2 separate regions of the Homo sapiens genome follow, and region 1 is linked to region 2. A link is an interaction called in ENCODE POLR2A ChIA-PET data of the cell type or tissue named here. Cell type or tissue: Panc1. All regions are shown on one strand. Links, peaks and the distances in the headings refer to the core of each region. The heading gives the core; the rest is flanking DNA. Region 1 has its middle 53 kb from the start of LINC00494. Region 2 holds the start of LOC105372637 (a long non-coding RNA gene).

Region 1 (2,913 bases), core at 95-2,594, 360 kb after region 2:
TAGCCAGGTGTGGTGGCAGGCGCCTGTCGTCCCAGCTACTCGGGAGGTTGAGGCAGGAGAATGGCGTGAACCCGGGAGGTGGAGCTTGCAGTGAGCCGAGATTGCGCCACTGCACTCCAGCCTGGGCGACAGAGCGAGACTCCTTCTCAAAAAAAAAAAAAAGAGTGATAGCCATACCAAGATGTCCCAGTGACCTCACGTGAGCACTGAATCTATCTGGACTTGATGTCTGACTGCAATAACCATACAACTTACTGTCCAACCCAAGGCACTTGTCAAAGTGAGTTGGAGTGCTATTAATAATTATTACAGTTATTAGTTAACAAGCATAAATCAGAATTGCTGTAGGCAAATTCTTGAGACAAGAAATCTCATGAGACAAAAAATCTCCGTCTTGATAAAGCCATTCAGATTCTTGGAGTACATTTCATCTCCTTACATTAGCTAGAGAGCAGTTCTGTGACTTATTGATAAGGCGACAAAATAATTTGTTATTCAAACAGGGTCACTTTGGAGAGTGAAAGAGACTGCTATTAAGTAAAGAAGCAAACAGGCACACACTGGGACTCCCCTATTCAGAAAAGGGCTCATCCTACACATTGAGTGACTGCCAGGTAGAAAGCACTGCTCTTATCAAGAAGTGAGCAATGAACATTGTGGGGTGGGGATAGGATGGGATGATGTCTTGTCTTTTGCATCTTGATTTACAAAAGCACAAGGACTCCCTGGTTCTGTCCTCTACTGATTCCTGATACATTTGTGTTCCTACCACTATTCTTGCTTACAAAATAGGGCCTGTTTATAAACCATTGCTTAAGTTTTTGCCAGGTAATACATTCAGATGGCTTAACAATCAAAGTAATAGAAGAGGATTCATTTAATGGGCTCACTCCCACTCTGAGCACTCCACTCCCTCGCAGGTAACCACTTTAATAGTTTCTAATGTGTCCTTCATTGCTTTTTCATGCAAATATAAGCAATATAAACACATAGAACCTTACATTTCTCCTTTCGTACATGAAAGCAATATCCTATGAATACTGCCATGCCCCTTGCTTTTTCTCATATGCTAGATCTTGCATATATTCAAGAATAACTACCCCATGGGCCAGGCATGGTGGCTTACACCTAGAATCCCACTGCTCTACAGGCTGAAGGCAGGAGGATTGTTTGAGCCCAGAAGTTTGAGGCTGCAATGGGCTATGACCATGCCACTTTGCCCCAGTCTGAGAGACAGAGCAAGTCTCTGTCTCTAAAAAATAATAGTGATAATAATAATGGATCTCATTTCTATTTTATCCATTTCAGTATATAGACATTCAATAGTTTTTACTAGATTGCCTTTGTTTTTGTTTTTAACTAGTGTCCTACAGAGGAATGCTGAATTGTTTTCTCTCTTTGGTTCTCACCAACAATGTTGTGATACACACCCTTGATCATAAGTATTTGTAGACAAATGCCTGCAGCATAAATTCCTGGGAGTGGGATTGCTGGCTCAAACACTAAATGCACTTGTCATTTTTAAAGATTTCTCCAAAATGACCTCCACAGAACCAGTGCTGCATCACCCCCCACCAGCAGTGTTAGAGAATGTCTGCTTCTCCACAGCCTTATTGACTAGGGTATCATCACACTTTGGAAATTTTGCTGATAAGGTAAGCAAGAAAAGGTTTATCAGTCTAATTTGTTACAATCAAAACCATCTATGTTAAAAAGACGCCCAGGAATCTATAAAGCAAGTAGCCCCACCTGACATCACTGATCACGCTTGCGGAGCAGAAGAGAATGGTGCCGACTCCGCCTGGGCTCCGCCCCGCCCCGCCCAGCTACCTAAGGCAGCGGGAACAAAATGTTCAACATTTGACCTAGTCCTCTGCCAGGACTGCCTCCTGGAGCGGGAGGGGGGACCCCAATTCATGTTTTTATTTGTTTTATCAACTGTTGTGTGGAAGGTTTTTGGGGTTTTTTTGAGACAGGGTCTTGCTCTGTCACCCAGACTGGAGTGCAGTGGTGTGATCTCGGCTTACTGCAGCCTCCACCTCCCAGGCTCAAGTGATCCTCCCACCTCAGCCTCCCTAGTAGCTGGGACTACAGGCGTGTGCCACCATGCCAAGCTAAGTTTTGTATTTTTTTTTTTTTTTTGTAGAGACAGAGTTTCATCATGTCTCGAACTCCTGAGCTCACGCGATCTGCCCACCTCGGCCTCCCAAAGTTCTGGGATTACAGGCTTGAACCACCATGCCCAGCTGTTTTTTTTTTTTTTTTTTTTTTTTGAGACAGCCTCGCTCTGTCACCCAGGCTGGAGTACAGTGGCAAAATCTCGGCTCACTGCAACCTCCGCCTCCTGGGTTTAAGCAACTATCCTGCCTCAGCCTCCCAAGTAGCTTGGATTATAGGTGCGTGCCACCACACCAGGCTAATTTTTTGTGTTTTAGTAAAGACAGGGTTTCACCATGTTGGCCAGGCTGGTCTTGAACTTCTGACCTCAGGTGATCCACCTGCCTCAGCCTCCCAAAGTGCTGGGATTACAGGCGTGAGCCACTGCGCCCAGCCTGTGGAGTTTGTTTTTTGTTCTTTTTTTTTAACATTACAGAACACTGTGCCAATGACCTGCCCCCATCAAATGGTCACACATGCTGTTGCCAGCACGGCAATGCTGGCATCTCTTTTTAAACTCGCCACATGAGGAAAAGTGGAGATATAATTTCTCTTGGCTTCCTGAGTGGTACAAGCATGTGTCAAGTTACCAGGGAGATTTGATGAAGTGTAATATACCTGGCCATCTGACAGTTAGTGGCCTTGTTTCCTTTCCCTGCGATAATATTGGATTTCATACTGAGAGCATCAACAAGAGAAAGGCTCATACCTAACAGCTAATATCTGCAGAACATGTGTTTCTGCTCAATTTCTGCA
Region 2 (2,913 bases), core at 306-2,805:
TCAAGTTCAGGTTCAGGTTCCAAGACAGAATGGGTCAGTCTTGTAATGGGGACTGTGAGATTTGCTGGGCTGCTGTAGGATCTGCCAAGGGACATTAGAAGAAAGGCAGGAAACCACACTGGGGTTAGAGTCCCACAGAATTTTATTTCAGCTCTGGCCCTTTCTGGCTGTGAGGTCTTGGGTGAGTGTCTTCTCTCTCTGGATGCATTTCATCACCTAAACATGGGACACCCACACCTGCCCAAGGGATTAGCTCTGGGATCATCCTCTGAAGCCCACCACTGCTGCTGCTGCTTCATGCATTGGCACTAATTTTGAATGCCTTGTTGGATGTTCACATAGGTTAAAAAGCTGCTTGAAATGATCTGAGCCCAGAACTGAAATCCATTTTACATAGAAATAATTTTTATTTTATTTTATTTTTTTTACTGTTTTAAACTGAGTTTTACCACACTGTTCCCATGGTGTAAACTACGGGAAGATTGTACTCTGTTCTTTTCAGGATTTATTCAATGTTGCTCACCTGTTTGAAAAAAATCACCTTACCAATGGCAGAGCCTCTTGTGGTGTCTGAGTTGCCCAGAACAGTACAGCTGTAGTCAGTCCGCATCTGTGACTTCGTTCACTGTGATTCTGCATCCAAGTTCAAGCATCTGATGACATAATTACACGGTCTACCTTAGTAATGCCAGGTGTATTAGTCTTCTCAGGCTGCTATGAAGAAACACCCGAGACTGGGTAATTTATAAAGGAAAGAGGCTTAACTGACTCACAGCTCTGCAGGGCTGGGGATGCCTCAGGAAACTTACAATCAAGGCGGAAGGGGAAGCAGGCTTGTCCTCCTTCACATGGTGGCAGCAAGGAGAAGTGCAGAGTGAAGTGGGGGAAAAGCCCCTTATAAAACCATCAGATTATCCTGAGAACTCATTTACTGTCACGAGAAAAGTATGGAGGTAACCACCCCCGTGATTCAGTGACCTCCCCCCAGTTCCCTTCCATGACACGTGGATATTATGGGAGCTACAGTTCAACGTGAGATTTAGGTGGGGACACAGCCAAACCATATCACTAGGGCACTTACATGTTGAACTATGTTTTGTTTTATTATAAATTCCTTTCTTTTTCTCTTTATATCCCTCTGGGGAAATTACATTGTTTAAGAAAATGCCTGTAGCTAGGTTATATTTTCTATGAATTTCATTTCAGTTGAGTAAAGGGAAAGTGATAAAGTATTTGTGTTAAAAGCCTGGCATTGACTCTGACAGAGTCGAGAATCACACATCTACAAAGAATTAGCAACATCTTCTCTTTCCATAGGAAACCCATAGCCTCACTGAGAGACACCTTGGAGCTCTTTGTTAGTTTGAGCCACATTTTACAAGGAAGGACTCTTTTCTGTCCTCTCCCAACTGCTATCCTTTGCTAGGACTCCTTAAGAGGGAGTATTTTCCCTCTTAAGGAGTCTGCTGGGGACCTGTGTAATCATTTAGCCCACATCCTGGGCCATGTCAGCTCTCCTGGAATTGTCCCTACTAGCGTTGAGTGTGGCTGTCTTACTCCCCTTTGCTGGAGGAACAGACCTGGACTTCTGCCAAACTGAGGTCCCTGCCTGGTGAGTAAGTAATTTGTTTCCTCCATAGGAGATGGAGCGACAATCAAGAAACAAACAAACACATTTTTTTTTTAAAAGGCATAAAAGCTTAGTCATGCAAATCAAGGCAGAGGAGAGAGGGTAAAGAAAATGGCCTTATTCATATTCTGCAACTTCAGCACGCCCTGGCCCATGGGCCGATTTCTATTAAAACACTCAGCCTAGAGCAGCCAACACTCCGGCTCATTAATAAAGGTTTGTCCCAAGTGGAGTAAACACCACCCGTTCCCAGGACACCCAGAAGCAGAAAATTAACCAGAGGTGAACTGGGTCATTAGCTGCTGCACAATATGGGTCATCCTAGATTAATTTAGTTCCCTTCAACTGGAGGCTCAAAGAGAGTGACCGGTTCTCATAGCGGGGAACAGTGACTTAGCAGCGTGTTGAGGTCTCTTGGATACCAGGCCAGGAGCTGCCATTATGATTCATGGCGCCTCTGACATCACTCAGTGGTTTTGTGATGCAAAGTTCACATGTCTGAGCACACATAAGGGACTCTGTGAATATGTGTGTATTTGTTGTGTGCATGCCCGCAGAATGGGATACAGAGACTCACTCTATTCATCAGGGATTTGTTTTAATCAGGTATGGTAAGACCCCCAGACACAGAAAGTACTGTCATCCGGGAAGACATTCATTACATTCTAGGTCCCGAGAAACGGGAGACATGGCATGCTCTGCGGGGCCGCACGGGGAACCCTGGGAACCCGGGAACCGTGCTCTGCGGTCCGCACGGGGAACCCGGGAACCGTGCTCTGCAGGGCCACATGGGGAACACTGGGAACCCGGGAACTGTGCTCTGCGGGGCCACACGGGGAACCTAGGAACCCGGGAACACGGGAACCGTGCTCTGCAGGGCCACATGGGGAACCTGGGGAACCGTGCTCTGCAGGGCCACACGGGGAACCCGGGGAACCGTGCTCTGCAGGGCCACACGGGGAACCCGGGGAACCGTGCTCTGCAGGGCCACACGGGGAACCTGGGAACCCGGGAACCGTGCTCTGCAGGGCCACATGGGGAACCCTGGGAACCCGGGAACCGTGCTTTGCAGGACCACATGGGGAACCCGGGAACCCGGGAACCGTGCTCTGCAGGGCCACATGGGGAACCCTGGGAACCCGGGAACCGTGCTCTGCAGGGCCACATGGGGAACGCTTCCTTTCAAGAGGAAGAGGGAGGAAGTGAGACATGAGCAAGAGACTTTATTGAGGAATGAATGGATAGGCAGTCACCAGGCTCAGGGTTGTGAGTGTGAGTCACTT

What was found. Peaks named below come from ENCODE experiments on the same cell type or tissue, not always from the same donor. Only the 100,000 strongest peaks of a DNase experiment are listed, where the experiment ranks them.
Region 1: POLR2A ChIA-PET joins it to region 2 with 12 read pairs; 2 of 35 experiments call an interaction of 5 or more read pairs at or near these places.

The regions. Positions count from the first base shown.
Region 1 is chr20:48,305,665-48,308,577 of GRCh38, forward strand. No RefSeq gene overlaps it. Among named protein-coding and RNA genes, the nearest start is that of LINC00494, 53 kb to the right of the region's middle. In Panc1, for the core only: no CTCF peak of the experiment used is centred there; no DNase peak of the experiment used is centred there; H3K27me3 peaks cover 1,471 bases.
Region 2 is chr20:47,948,689-47,951,601 of GRCh38, forward strand. LOC105372637 (a long non-coding RNA gene) reads left to right here and starts at 2,122. Exons shown (of 7, transcript XR_936793.2): 1 at 2,122-2,236. RefSeq lists an enhancer at 2,549-2,913. In Panc1, for the core only: no CTCF peak of the experiment used is centred there; a DNase peak (open chromatin) is centred at 1,628.